Regions from separate parts of the Homo sapiens genome. Here region 2 is linked to region 1. Evidence: read pairs that join two places in POLR2A ChIA-PET (ENCODE). Cell type or tissue: IMR-90. All regions are shown on one strand. Links, peaks and the distances in the headings refer to the core of each region. The heading gives the core; the rest is flanking DNA.

What was found. Peaks named below come from ENCODE experiments on the same cell type or tissue, not always from the same donor. Only the 100,000 strongest peaks of a DNase experiment are listed, where the experiment ranks them.
Region 2: POLR2A ChIA-PET joins it to region 1 with 13 read pairs; 3 of 35 experiments call an interaction of 5 or more read pairs at or near these places.

What each region holds. Positions count from the first base shown.
Region 1 is chr1:170,061,696-170,069,652 of GRCh38, reverse strand. All of the region lies in intron 1 of KIFAP3 (kinesin associated protein 3), which reads left to right. Among named protein-coding and RNA genes, the nearest start is that of KIFAP3, 9.0 kb to the left of the region's middle. In IMR-90, for the core only: no CTCF peak of the experiment used is centred there; no DNase peak of the experiment used is centred there.
Region 2 is chr1:169,995,439-170,003,395 of GRCh38, reverse strand. All of the region lies in intron 10 of KIFAP3 (kinesin associated protein 3), which reads left to right. Among named protein-coding and RNA genes, the nearest start is that of KIFAP3, 75 kb to the left of the region's middle. RefSeq lists an enhancer at 1-184. In IMR-90, for the core only: no CTCF peak of the experiment used is centred there; a DNase peak (open chromatin) is centred at 3,795; H3K27ac peaks cover 144 bases.

The DNA of each region.
Region 1 (7,957 bases), core at 1,766-6,765:
TCTATTCCTAATTTATCAAGTACTTTTATCATGAAAAGATGTTGGGTTTTGTCAGATGCTTTTTTCTGCATCGATTGAGATAATCATGTACTTTTTTTCTTCATTCCATTAATGTGGTGTATTGTATTGAAATGCCCATGTGGCCATGTTGCGTGGTCCTTTTAATATACTCCTGTATTCTGTTTGCTAGTATTTTGAGGATTTTCACATCGACATTCATAAAGGGTATTGGTCTAAAGGTTTTCCTGTAGTGTCTTTGTCTTGCTTTGGTATCAGGGTAATGGTGGCCTCATGGAATGAATTAGGAAGTGTTTCCTCTACTGTTATATCTTTTGGAAGAGTTTGAGGGGTATTTATGTTAATTTGTCTTTAAATGCTTGGTAGAATTCACCAGTGAAGCCATCTGGTACTGGACTTGTTGAAAGGTTTATGATTACTGATTCAATCACCTTACTTCTAATTCTGTTCAGATTTTCTGTGTCTTTTGAGTCAGTTTTGGTAGTTTGTGTGTTTCTAGGAATTATTCTTTTTCATGTAGGTTATCCAATTTGTTGGTGTTCATATTATTCTCTTGTAATTTTTTAATCATCAAAAGAGCAGCAGTAATGTCCCACTTTCATTTCTGATTTTAGTAATTTGAGTCTCTTCTTTTCTTTTTTAGTCAGTCTAACTAAAAGTTTTCCAAAAATGTTTGTTGATCTTTTCAAAGAACTAACCTTTGGTTTCATTTTCTCTATTCTTTTTCTAGTCTCTGTTGCTGCTTTTTATTATTTCCTTCTGCTAGCTTGGGGTTTTGTTTGCTCTTCTTTTTCTAGCCCCTTAAGGTGTAAAATTAGGTTATTAATTCAAAATCTTTTATTTATTTTTTTAAATAGAGCGTCAGTATAGAGTGTCTTATTGTGGATCTGTTTGAGTTTATCTTTGAATTTCATTGAGCTTCTTGGATGTGTAAGTTTGTCTTTGGTCTAATTTGGGAAGTTTTTGACTGTTTTTTCTCCCAGTATTCTCTATGTTTCTTTCTTCCTCTCCTTTCATACCCTCATTATGCATATGTTGGTATACTAGATGGTGTTCCATAAGTCTCTTAGGTTCTGTTTATTTTTCTTCATTCTGTTTTCTTTCTGTGCCTCAAAATGGACAGTTTCATTTGACATATCTTCAAGTTTGCTGATTCTTTTCTCTCTCTGCTCAGATCTGCTGTTAAAAACCCTGTAGTGATTTTTTTATTTCAGTTATTGTACTTTTCAGATCTAGTGTTTTTGTTTGGATCCTTATGATAATATATTTTTAAACTATTTATGTGTTGAGACATTGTGTTTCTCCTTTTTCTTAGTTATTTGCACTGGTTTCTTTTTGCTCTTTGGACATATTTAAGACAGTTGATTTAAAGTCTTTGATAAGTCCAGTGTTTGTGCTGTAGCATGGACAGTTTCTGTTAATTTTTTTTATTGTGAGAATGAGAATGAGTTTCTTGTTTCTTTGCATGTTTCATATTTTGTTTTGTTGAAAACTGGGTATTTTGAATATTATGGTATCCAAAGGAAAAAAAGAAAAGAAAAAAATACTCTTCAGATCTTTGTAGGTTGACTCAGTGTTTGGATATGGCTTCAACACTTAGCCAGGCAATTTACAATTTTACCTTAGCCTTCATTTGCTGCTTGCACAGAGCCTGAAGACCAGCCAGAGGTAAAAGCTTATGATCTTCCCAGGTTTTTTCTGGGTATGTATTCTGCCCTGAGCATGCTCATGGATTTCTAGATTTCTCTTTATATGCAATAGCTTTTCAAAGCATCTATTCCCCCAAAATGTCTGACTCCCTGGACTTTCCTCTTGGGCTTTCAGCTTGTGTTTTGTTTGACCCAGCTATTACTATTTATCCCAGGGGCCAGCAGCTTGTATGCTTGGCTTTCACTGATTTCAGTGACTGCATAGCTGCACTATCCTGATAAGAGTTTAAAATTAGTCAAAACAAAGGAAAGCCCCTTGCAGCTGACCTCAAAGGAAACTTCAGTCAGTTGCAAAACAATCAGACAAAATTCCTTGGGAGCAAGGTCCACTTGACTCCTCTAGAACCAAGTATTAACAGTGGGAACGTGGGCTGCCATCTTGAAGACTGCCACTGTGCTTGAGAGTGGGGTGGATGTCTAGGGTAAGTGAAAAGACCATAATGATCGCCTACCTTGTTTCTGTAACCTTTCTTCTGATTAAACATTCACTTGGTTGCTGTAAACCTTTGACTGTCTTCCAGAGTTCTGATGAGGTTGATTGTGATAGGTTTTTTTTGCCAAGTTTTTAGTGCTTCTGGGGAGTGCCAGCCTCTAGAGGTCCCTACTCTGCCGTTTTCACTGATGTCACTTAGCCATTATCTTTTCATATATTGCTCTGTACCCATTCTCTCTCACCTTTTTTCTGGGACTTCAAGTACATATGCTAGACCTACTCAGTATGCATTGCTGAATTATACTTTTGCTTGTGTTTTACATCTTTTTGTCTCTATGTTTTATTCTGGGTGTTTTCTTCTGACTTATATTTTATGCCATAAATTATCTCCTTACCCGTATCTAATCTGCTATTAAACCTATTTATTTATTATTATTCTTAATTTTGGTTATTGTATTTTTAATTCTAGAAATTTAAAAAAATTATCTAGTTTTTTCTGAAGATGACTATTCTTTGAGTATCATATATAGGAATATAAATGTATAAATAATCATTTGAGGCTCAGGATGATGTTCTCTTTTTCCAGAGAAGATTATATTTTATTTATGTTAGTAAGGATTACTGAAAATTTAGGGTCACCTTAATTAGTTCTCAGAGATTCAATTACATTAAACTGGGCTTTTTAGTCTTGTTGGTGACCGATCTGCATCTGTTTCACAGTTACTCCTAGGAGGTAGTCCTCCTGTTTCAAGCTTAAAGCTTGGAGCTTTACCAGAGCCACTGTTGTTTGGTGCACTCTAGAATCCAGTTTTTGTGTCTCTAGCCTCATGTGATTATTAAAAGATTCTCAACCTCTCAGCCCTCTCTTTTCAGTTAGCAGATACCTCTAGGGAAAAGTAGCCTCAAATTCAAGATTTACCTCTCTTCATTTTCTTTTTCTCCTGGATCTTGGCACTGTAATTTTTTGTGCCTTTTTAGTTCTCTTATGGCCTCAAACAGATACACACATACGTGTTTTTGCCCCCAGCTTTTAAGATTTTCTTAGAAGGTGCATTGGTTTGAATTACCTTAATCCTCTGTTTCTCTATTACCAAGTCTAATGTTAGTAATAGAAATATAAAACTTGTTTTGGTTTTACCAATATGAAAAGCATCAGGAATTATAAATATTTGAGTACATATAAGAGATTATTTCCCTCTTAATTTTTTAAAAATACATATGACTTGAAAGCAAAAATTATGAAATTTTTGTGTGAGTTTATAAGGTATGTACACATAATGCATATGACAGCTATAACATAAAGAATGGGGGGGGGGGTGTAGGCAATAGACCTGCAATTTGTGAAGTAGCACAGCATTAATTCTTAAATACCTTGTGAAAAAAAAAAGGTAACTAAAACATTGTTTTTCCTAAAGCAACCACCAAAAACAGTTTTTAAAAGTATAGTGAAAACATCTACACAAAATGGAATTTAAAAAATAATAATTCACAAGGCTGTTAGGAAAATAATCAAAGTATAGTTGGGCCAAACAGGAAATAAAAATGAAGTGATAGATCTGAATCTAAGTATGTCAGTCATTGCATTAAATGATCCAAAACAATAATGTCCAATAGAACTTTCTTCCCTGATGGAAATGACTTACAGCTGCATCATCAAATACATAGCCACTGGCTGTATGGCTAATGAACACTTTGAACGTGGTTAGTACAGCTAAGGAATTGCATTTTTAATTATTTTTAAAATGTAATGTATTTAAATTTAATTTTAAATAGACCCATGTAGCTAGTGACTATTGTATCAGACAGCATAGGTTTTAATGTTCCAATGGAAAGGCAGAGATTACCAATATTTCTTTTTTTTTTTTTTTTTTTTTTTTTTGAGGTGGAGTCTTGCTCTGTCGCCCAGGCTGGAGGGCAGTGGCATGATCTTGGCTCACTGCAAGCTCCGCCTCCCGGGTTCACGCCATTCTCCTGCCTCAGCCTCCCAAGTAGCTGGGACTACAGGTGCCCGCCACCATGCCCAGCTAATTTTTTGTATTTTTTAGTAGAGACAGGGTTTCACCATGTTAGCCAGGATGGTCTCGATCTCCTGACCTCATGATCCACCCACCTCGGCTTCCCAAAATGCTGGGATTACAGGCGTGAGCCACTGCGCCCGGCCACCAATATTTCTTTTATAAAGAAAAAAGAAAAGCAAGACCCAACTATCTGTCATCCCCAAAAAATATACTTTTAAGTATGGACATGGTAAGTTAATGGTAAATGGGTGCAATCAAACAGTAAGCATAAGAATGCTAAAATGACCATATTAATGTCAGATAAAATAGGCTTTAAGAAAACGTATACTGTAAAAACTACAGAGGAGTATTTCATACTGATAAAATCTGCTACATCCAGACAGTTTTAAAGTCAAATTCTAACAAAATTTTTGGGAAACAGATGCTTCCAATTATGTACAACTCTTCCAAGAAGTCTAGAAAAAAAAGGATACTCCTCAACTAATTTATATTAAGATTTTAGAATAATCTCCATATGAAAGTCAGAAAAAGGACATTAGAAAGGAAAATTGCAGGCTGAATGAGCAAGGATGCAAATTTAATCTAACAGTGCTTTAAGACAGCATTAACAAGTTGTGCTTATTCTAAGAATATGAGTATGGTTTTATGTATTTAATGAATTTGATGTAGTATATTTATGAATTAAAGAAGAACAATACATGATCCTCCAATGGATGCAGAAAAACATTTGATGACATTCACTACACATTCATGATTTAAGGAAAAAACTAAAGCCATAAATAAAAGGGAATTATGATATAAACATATTAAATGAGGAAACTAGCCAGGTGTGTTGGCTCATGCCTGTCATCCCAGCACTTTGGGAGGCTGAGGCTGGTGGATCGCTTGAGCCCAGGAGTTCAAGACTAGCCTGGGCAATATGTTGAAACCCCATCTCTATAAAAAATACAAAACTTAGCTGGGCATGGTGGTGCATGCCTGTAGTCCCAGCTACTTGGAAGGTGGAGGTGGGAGGATTGCCTGAGCCTGGGAGGCAAGGCTGCAGTGAGCTGTGATCACACCACTGCACTTCAGCCTAGGTGACAAGAGTGAGACCCTTTCTCAAAAAATAAAGTAACATCAGTAAATGAGGAAACTTTAGAAACATTTCCCTTAACATTAAGGATGATCCAAGGATACCTATGTAACCACCTCAACATTTCACCAGGAGTCCTAAACAGGTAGTAAGATAAGAAATAGAAAAGGTATAAAGATAGGAAGAGAAGAAATGAAACTGATATTATTCACAAATTATATATTAGTTTGTAGAGAAAACCTAAAATAATGTTCAAGCTATTGGCATTAATATCAAGGTATTAAGCAACAGTTGCTGGATGTAACATCTATATACCTCCCACTCCCAAATTGAATTTTGATATAGTTGGTTAAATATTGTTAGCAAAAAAGTTATTTACAAATGCAAATAACAATATAAGGTACTTGGGAATAAATCTAATAATAAATGATGGGCATCACCTTTCTAAAGAAATTTATATCATTTCATTAAAAGAAAATTAAATCTTAAAAGTAGATTTATCATTTTCATGGATAGATGCCTTAATCTGAAAATTCATTATGTCAGTCATTATCCCAAAAGGTATTTTACTGAATTTGAAACACAATTTTAAATTTTTAAGTGGACAGGGAAAGGTCCCGCAATACTGAGAAAAATATGGAAGAGCCAGGTTGGGAACACTTCCCTCAGGTATCGATGTAAAAATAGCTCAGTAAACCAACTGAATAAAATGAAAAGCCTAGAAATAGACACACATGGGTGTGTCTATGGGTTATTCTTGCCCACTACAGAGAAAAAAACAACTCACTGTGACAGCGGTATTGCAGTAGAGTAAGAGTTTAATAATTGCAGGGCTAGCCAAGCAGCAGGGTGGGAGTGTTACTCATACAAGCCTCCCCCAAAAGTTGGAAGTTAGGGTTTTTCAAGGACAGTTTGGAGGGCAGAGGGCTAGGAAATGGGAGACACTGATTGATTGACTTGGGGATGATATTATAGCAGGTTTAGCTATCTTCTTGTGCTGAGTCAGTTCCTGGGTGGGGATCACAGAACCAGTTGAATTAGTTCAGTGGTGTGAGTCACAGGTCCAGGTGGAGTCAGTCAGTGTCCAGAATACAAAAGTCTGAAAAATATCTCAAAGACTAATCTTAGGTTTTGACAATAGTGTTGTTATCTATCAGAGCAATTAGGGAAGATACAAATCTTGTGACCTCTGGAGCAGTAGATTATTATAGAAAGGCAAACTAGGGAACAATGGCTGGTTATCGTTTAACTGCATCTACTGGCTTAGCAGAATTTAGGTCCCTCCCGTAATTCTAATATTGGGGCCTTTCATTAGTCTTACAAAGGTGGTTTCAAGGCTAGTTTTGGGAAGGGATTGTTATCATTTTTGTTTTAGAGTCGATAGAGGCAGGTAGCATGTGAGGTTGGAAGCAAGATGGAGTAAGGTTAGATTTCTCTCACTGTTATAATTTTTGCAAAGGTGGTTTCATTCCCATTTTTGCAAAGAGGTAACATTGCCAACCAGTGATTAAAAAAAAAAGACTATAAATAAATGTTTATTTCTAAGCAGTAGGGTCACAATGTATCAGTGGGTTGTGAATAGGATAGAGTGCTTTTCACATGATAAGAATAGGCATGATTTCATGAATTTTTTGTTTCATTTATGTGTGTAGTAGGTACATACTGGTTCCAGATGCAAAATGTGCTTGACTATGACTTCTACCAAAAAAAAAGTGTAAAAGACACAGCAAAACCTGCTCATACAATTGGTTGTTTCTATGGAAAAAAGTTAAAATTTATCCCCACAAAAATACAAAAATAATATACAGATAAATCAAAGACAAAAATGTAAAAACTTTAAATATTTAGAACATGGAAGAAATTGATGACCTTGACCAGAGCTTTTTTGGTAAGGTAGGAGTAGAGTTTAGAGCCAAAGTCTAACTGGAATGGGTTCACATGTGAGTAGACTAATTAGAGTGAATATCAAAACAAAAGAAGTTTTGTAAGCTTTGGGTCTGTTTTTTTTAAAAAATGAAAAAACCAAACACAAAAAGAGTTTTGTAACAATGAAAAGCAGTGTTAATAGGATGAATATCAAGGTGTTAAGCAACAGTGGCATTAAGCAATGTAGGGTTTGGGGGTGGTGGGTTTTTTTTTTTGCCCTTTAACCTGACACATTTTCTTTTTCTTTTTTTTTTTTTTGATGGTATCTCATTGTGGTTTTATTTTATTTATTTATTTTACTCTTTTTTTAAATTATACTTTAAGTTCTAGGGTACATGTGCACAACGTGCAGGTTTGTTACATAGGTATACATATGCCATGTTGGTGTGCTGCACCCATTAACTCGTCATTTACATTAGGCATATCTCCTAATGCTATCCCTCCCCCCTCTCCCCACCACGTGACAGGCCCCAGTGTGTGATGTTCCCCATTCTGTGTCCAAGTGTTCTCATTGTTCAATTCCCACCTATGAGTGAGAACATGCGGTATTTGGCTTTCTGTCCTTGCGACAGTTTGCTCAGAATGATGGTTTCCAGCTTCATCCATGTCCCTACAAAGGACATGACCTCATCCTTTTTTATGGCTGCATAGTATTCCATGGTGTATATGTGCCACATTTTCTTAATCCAGTCTATCATTGATAGACATTTGGGTTGGTTCCAAGTCTTTGCTATTGTGAATAGTGCCACAATAAATATATGTGTGTGTGTGTCTTTAT
Region 2 (7,957 bases), core at 1,831-6,830, 66 kb after region 1:
GGTTTGTTTTAAACATTGAAATAGCACCTTAATTTCACTTATATTTTATAGCTTTCTCATGTATCAGTGAATTCAGGGCAGGAATCTTCTAATACAGTGATACTCAAAGTATGGTCCACAGAGCAATACTTGGTCTATTTGTTATTGGTTGTTACTGGTCTATAATGAGTAAGTCCAAAAATTGAAAGTAAGCACTTAGACACATATAGCAGTTTGACTGAATAAGATTTTGTCTGCTGAATGTAATAATAAAAATTTGCATCTTCTATTTTATATATCTTTTGTTTAATTTCATTTTTATTGTACTTTAATAAAAATGTTAGGGGAAGAAATGAAAAAACCTGGCTCACCACCACAGATAGTTTGAGAACCACTGTTCAAATAGATGAAATGGCAGTCTTAATCCTAGGTTAGTAAACTGTTCTTTAAACGTATTCAGAAGTCCATATAATTAGAACCCAGTATCACAGAATTACCCTGCCTTGGGATACCTCCTTAGCTCATTTATAAGCAGAGATGAGAATGTTTCTCATCCTTAAAAACTGAGGAATTAGTAGTGTTACCAATAGATGTTGCTAAGCTTTTCTATACTTAGAATAAGTGAATATTCATCTGGTGTACTTGTGTTAAGCATTTTCATATATAATTTATAAACCTATGCAAATTAACTAAAAAAGTTAATAGCTCTGACATATTTCTTAAAGTTATCTTTTAATCAGCAGAGCCACCCTGGTCAGTGATAAACGTATGGCACTGAAAGCTACTAGTATGAAGGTTTGAGCCATCATTTAAATTTTGATTCTGAGTTCTACCTGTGTAAATTTTGATTCTTCTAACTTTAAGAGTTTTAAATCTGTGCCAGTTTGCATGGCTGGCTTGTGCAGAAACTAATGTTATTGGTTATGACAGGAAAATTGGGACTCCTAAATTCAATAGCACATCAGGCCTGTTTCACAATTTTATGTGAATAATTTCAAAAGGTCTAATTTTTAGTCAGTAATGTTAGACCATATTGTCTTCATTGGAAGACAAATTAGAGTTTCTAAGGTGTTCCATATTGATATAAATGTTTCTCTATTCTGTGAGTAGACCCAAAATTGATTTTGAGAGTAAGAATGGCACCTGATTCATTTTTGTCTAGATTACATTTAGGTAATATGGGTTTGGGGCATTTTACAGAGCTGTAGAACAGTTTCATCAGCATGTAAGGAGTCAGACCAGGTCAAGAGTTAAGTGACAAATGTTTGATTTCTTCCGGTTTAGACAAGTCTGATTTCCCTTATTTTTGGAGATCACCAGAGCAGATACTGTTGAACTCTAAACTTTGATCATATAAAAACTAAGGGTTATTTCCTTTGACCATTCTGTCATATGTCTTTAAAAGAAAATTGACAAAGTTAACTTCTGAACACCTTTGAAATTTTTCCACAATTTTAAATTCACTTATTTACTTTATATTAATATGATCTAACTTTTAATTTACCAACAGCATCATAAAGAATGAAAAAATGAAACTTTATTTTGTGAAGAAAGCAACATTTTGCCTTTTCTGACTTATTAAAAACTGTTTGGAAATGGTCAGAATAATGATTTCCAAGCAAAATGAAGTGTTTTCCATTTTTTTGAAACTAGGTTGCCTTTATGATAGTTTCTTTAAGAAACTTAAAGTAGATTTTTTAAAAAATAAATTGGTTTGGTTGTTCTGTTTATTACCGAACTGTTATGGAATTTCACACATCTGTTTCAGAACACAACTCCTCATAGACTACTACACTGTTTCTCAATTTTAATAGGCCTCATTTATCCTATAAATAAACCTACATTTTCTTACCTGATCAAGTGAGCAAACAATAGGGGTCAGAAGTGGCAAACAGTTTAACAGAAAGCACATGTCTCGCCGTCAGGGTGAGGTAGACTCATATCAAGATTGCTTGAAGTTATTAATGGCAGTAAAATTTATGCTTCCTCCTGTTTTCCCAATTAAATCAAGAAGCCTTTTTTCTTAAGATTCTTCTGTCACCAGCTGGTTCCAATACTGTGTGTGTGTGAATATTGCCTAGGGTGTCTCCATTTCTAGATGGTAAAATTTGGCCAAAGCATATTAAGTCAATGATTTGGACATACAGGCTAGAAAGCAGTCATTGTTAAGGGCTTTATTTTGATCCTTATCATTTGTACCACAAGTATGTGTATTCTTTAGATCTTATTGCAAATAACTTGTATTCTATGGATGTAATAAAAATTCTACAGAAGACATAATAAAATAATTGAAGATATGATGAAAAATAAGCTGTGTGGCAAAATGTACAGTTGTACATACTAAAACAAATGAAAATCTATCAAAAATGTTCTATATAAGAGTACTCATTTAGTGACTATCTCTAAAAACAATGTTTAGCTTACTGGTAGATCTGCAATGTTAGTTTCTCATACTTTTAAAATTAAATAATTGGACATAAAAAATTACTTATCCGTGAACCACTGTACCTCAGAAACTATTGTTGTACTTAATGTTTTCATACTGATCTTTGTAACCTATAAATTATGTTATTTTTTCCCCTTAACTGTTGGTTAACAACTGTTGGTTTTTATCTGTTCATCTCAAATCTCGACTATAGACAAATATATTATAAAAGAGATCATCCAATGTAGTTACAGTCTTAAACATTGGTCTGTGCAAATTCAAGTTTAAACTAAGGCTATCTGTTTATATTGAGTATATATCTGCAGTATATGCTCTAATAAGTTAAGCATAAAATTATATGGAAACATGTATCAAAGATGTTCTGATATAGCTTCAATGTGTTTTTAGTCTATGTCAGTGTGTAGTTAACATGTTCAATAATTGTTGCAATTATCTTTTAAGTGGTGGTTTTCACCTGTGGCATTTTCACTGTATTGATAGAACTTTAGGGGCTCTCACTCCGTAATAAATGTAAAGACACCTGCAAATTTTGAAGCACGTTGTATTCATATAGACTTTCCAGGGGTAATATATCACCTTAATGCTATTCTATCCTAATATAGGTGTGCTTATATTCCCACTTCTATTATCTTTTCATGGAGCCTCTGTGACATCAAAGGGAGTGTTCCACTTTGAAAGAAGAAGACATAGAGTATAGAAGGGAATGAGAATCTGGCTAATAATGTGGCCCATAACTTGTGTTCTCACTTTGTTTTCACAGTGTTGGGCTGGATCTACTGCAGAAGCGGAAATTTGGCTTTTGAGTTCTCATGTTCAGAACTCGTATTTCTGCTTGACTGAACTGTGAATGAAAAATCCCAAGTGTCTTACAAAATTAGTAATTGAATGGTGTTTTTACTGATCACTTCACAGATGAAAAAACTGAAGACATTTTAAAATTCAAAACCCATCAGCATGTGTTTTGCCCTTTAATTGGCAGAAAATCGATTGTGAGAGCAGCCCAGAGAGCTGATAGTTTTTTCTCCTTCAGCTGCTCCAGCTGAACTACAGCTGTAAATTTCTTTAAAAAGAAAAAAAGATGCAATGTTTCTTATAAACTCTTGAATGTACTTTATAAGTGCAATAATTCCCACAAAATCAGTTACTGGAGTTAATGACCAGTTTGTTAAGGCATTAACTGCCCTCAGCTGGGAATGACCAATTTGAGGGGAATGGCTGCACAAATGCTAAGATAATTCAGTAACACTTTCAAATAATGATCCAGCTAATTAACGGTGAATTCCTGTGGAAATCCTATCGAAGTACTTATGACCTCTGCGTTTAATAGCCAGTGAGTTCATCATGATTCATGTTTATTACCATAAATACCAAAGGAATCATAATGACTAGGCCATTTTTTTTCTACCCTGCCCTTATTACTTGAACAGATTTAACTAATCCACCTCCAGTCATTAAGAACCTAGTTCTCAAGATACTCAGTCTTTTCACTGCCCTTGCTTAAAATTCACAGTCTTTGGTGCTGTGCCAGCATGCTGACTGTTGGCAGCCTGTTTTTACTTGGGATGCCGTTAGGGAATAATTGATGTCTTTATGTCTTAAAGGAGCCTTTTTGAAATGTCTACCATTTGTAGGATGTAGAGGAATCATAGCCGGTTAGCTACAGTTTATGGCTTCTAGTCATGAATTCTTACGAGAAAATCATACCCTCCAATCCTCATTTCTTGTAGGAATTCACTTAGGGTATATAAGATTTTTTTTCTTGAGCTTTATTTTGTAAGAACTCAGATGTTCTTTCTTTCAGTGAATGAAGAAGACTATTAGTTTACAATAAAAGATAAGCTCTTTATTTTACTTAGACCATTTAATCTCTCTAATAGCTGTTTATTGCTATGTGATCTGCAAATTAGCCTTTAAGTCGTAATATTAAATGTTGGCTGCCAAAGAGTCTTTACTTTCTTTGCAGACCTGTGTTTGAATAGATGAATTCAGGTTATTGCCAGACATCTTCCCCCTCCACGTACTCAATTTTGTTCTAAAATGCCTTGTCTTTTTGTTGTAGGTTCCAGATATCTGCTAGATGCCGTGAAGTTATAGGCTGCATTTTTATTAAGTATTGATTATTTATGTAATCATTTATGATTCAGTGAATAAGATACATATGGTTTATATACTGTAGTCTTCATATATTGAAATTATTTAGAAGAGAAAGAAAATATGTGATTTGTAACTGTAGGATAGAACTAGAATCATCAAGATAATATGTGGGTAACAAGACCGTTTATAAAATATTTACGTATTTTTCTGAATAAAAGGCCAAATGCCAGTTTATATCTTTTTCATTCCCTAATTACAAAAAGGGGGGGAATTAAATTTATAGTTATTTGTAAATCAGTTGTTTAAATTCTAGGGGAAACTTTACTCACATAAAATCCAGAAGACACATTAGCAACTTGGGTTAGAATATTATAGTCCCTTAGCTCTGTCATCACCTCCTTTCACACTGTTTCCTCAAGAAAAAAAAAAAGTGTGTGTGGTGTGTGTGTGTGTGTGTGTGTGTGTGTGTGTGTGTGTATATATATATATATATATCTGGTGAAGCACTAGTTGTAGTCCGATTTCTTTTGTTCAGTTGTGTTCAGCTAAAACATGGGGAAAACACCTCTGTCATATAGGTTTTATTTGCCTGGGACATGCTGTTTAAAGGTAAATGAAACAGGGTAGCTAATTGTGAGGTTTCTCTTCAGTGTCCTCAGACTTCTGTCTGTTCTTTCGTCTGCTTGATAGCCCATCATCTCCATGACTGTTCCCCACTTTAAGAGTGAAAGTAAGTTCTGTTAAAAGAAGGAAACCTGAAAGGATAAGAGATTTCTGAATGTGTGTGGAGGGGGGTATTGAGAGGGGATCATTTTCTTTACTAAAGTTTTTTTTTTTTTCCATTAAGGGATTTATAACTCTATGAGAGTGAGAGAATGATGATGGGTTCTTATTACATATGGGTCACTGAGTAGAGCCTCAGGTATAAGATGATTCTCCTAAGCCTAAATTTTATGAACAGCAGAGTTTTTTTTTTTTTATCCTTTTTTTTTTCTTTTTTTTTTTTTTTTGAGACGTCTCACTCAGCTGCCCAGGCTGGAGTGGAGTGGTACGATCTCGGCTCACTGCAACCACCATCTCCCAGATTCAAGTGATTCTCACATCTCAGCTTCCTGAGTAGCTGGGATTATAGGCACCTGCCATCATGCCTGGCAAATTTTTATGTTTTAGTAGAGACAGGGTTTCATCATGGTGGCCAGGCTGGTCTTGAACTCCTGACCTCAGGTAATCCACATGCCTCAGCCTCCCAAAGTGCTAAGATTACAGGCATGAACCTCTGTGTCCGGCCAAACAGCAGAGCTTTATAGGAAAATGACTAGGTAGAAAGGTAAGTGGCTCGGCCATAGGCTCAGAGTATACCTCTGAACTGTGTCTAGCTTATCTCAGAAATCTCGGCTGCCTCTCCAACTTACTTTACTTCTAACTACAGTTCAAGTCTTGAGGATAAAAAACACAAAGCATCATATATATTAGGAACACATGATAGTACTGTTGTATTAGTAAAACAGAAAAAATGTTATTGTCAACATAATAATAAGAAATGATATTTATTGAATTGATTTATTGTATGTCAAACTTAGTGCTAATTGCTTTACCAGGATTCTCTCATCTCATCCTCACACAACAACCTTTTCAGGTAGGTACAGTTATTATCCCATTTTTACAGATGATGAAACTGAAACACAGAATTTAAATAACATTCACAAGACTGTATAGCTAATGAGTGGAAGAGCCACAGATTGAACCCGAGCATTCTGCCTCCAGAGCCTGAGCTGTCAGCCAATGTTAGAGTATTGCTTTTATCAGTCTACCTATGTTTTAAGCTTCTAGCACCTTGTTTTTCTCATAAAATCACAGATCGATGCAGTTATTGTCCAATTTAGTGAGAATGAGTTTCAGAACTTAGGCTGCTGTAGGTCTAGTCCTCAAAACTGCTTGGGGGATAATGCAGTTTGCCCCATCAGGAAATTCTTTCATCCATTGGAACCTGCTATATCTGGGCACAGGTCCTCTGAGAAATATCTGATTGCATTTCTCCATTTCATGTCTTCTCTTCACCACTGCCAATCTTCTCACCCTTTTCCCCATGAGTCCCAGGTCCAGCAGATCGTACAGAGTCCCTCTAGATGCATCTCCTTCCTGTACTTCGCCCTAAGGAATGATGATGATAACTTACATTTATTTGGCATTATTGATTTCACTCCCTCTGCTGCCTCCTGGAAGGCTTGGTTAAAAGTACATGCATGAGCTTTATAGTCAGACCTAGGTTTGAATCCCAGATTCACATCTGTGTTTCCTTTTGAAAGGGTCATAGCCTTAGTGAATGTCATTGCCTCATCTCTGAATCAAAGATAATACCTACCCCTTTAATTACTGTAAGGTCTAAATGAGAAAAACTATGTTGAACATGCAATAGGAACAATACCATTGTTTGTTTAACCCATTCTCTTTAACCTTCTCTCAGAGAATTGTGGTATAAGAAAGATTAGTTGTCCATAGCCTTGTGTCCCTAGAGCTTCTCTTAACTTCAGTCCTTTAGTTTTTAGCAAACTTTTGGATATGATGATCATTTTAGATGAATATTATAGGAAATTGGAAACGTATTCAGAGTTTTTTTAATAGAGGATCACAGATCCTCTGTTAAAGCAGGAAGGTGTGGGAGAACTGCAAGGAACTTTCACCTTTGACCATAAGTGTGAAGAGAAAAGGAAAATGAGAAAGTACATAAGAGCAGAATTAGGACTGGCTGCAAAATGAATCATCCTACTTTTGGAAATTAGACGTTTAGTTTCACTATATAAAATTAATATAAATTGTTATATCTGAGAACTGCTTCTTATCTATATTATTCATCTGCCAGTAGAAATTATTATAATTTTTGGACTCTTCTCTGTACTTTCTGTTCTAACAGATACCCTTTATCCTGAGTTTGCCTTTGGAAGCTACACACACACACACAAGCTATATGTATACATACATGTATATAAAATTAATTAGAGAATTTCCCTTGTTATTCTTTTATTTATTTTAATTTTTTTAGCTTCTCCCAATGTTCAGGAATTTCTTGTTCTTTTAATGTAGTACCTATGTTTTAAAGGTGAGTCTTTCCTTCCTCTCACCTTACCTGAATGATGTGCCACCTCAGGACATTGCTTTTTAGAATTTTTTCATTGACATGAGCAGCAGACAGATTCTCCTAGAGTATAGAATAGCTTCCTGTTTCATTCCTAGCCTCACATTGAATTTTAATGTTTGATTATTTACTTTGTTGTTGAAGAATCTTTTATATTGGTTATTGATTTCTCTTTGTTTCTTTTACCATTTAATAAGTTGTATTACTTGGAATCCTACTTTTCAGTGAATCCATTACTAGAGAAAATATCTTCAAATATTTTTTAAAAATTAAGTAAGACTAGGACTTATCCACAGCTGAATGAC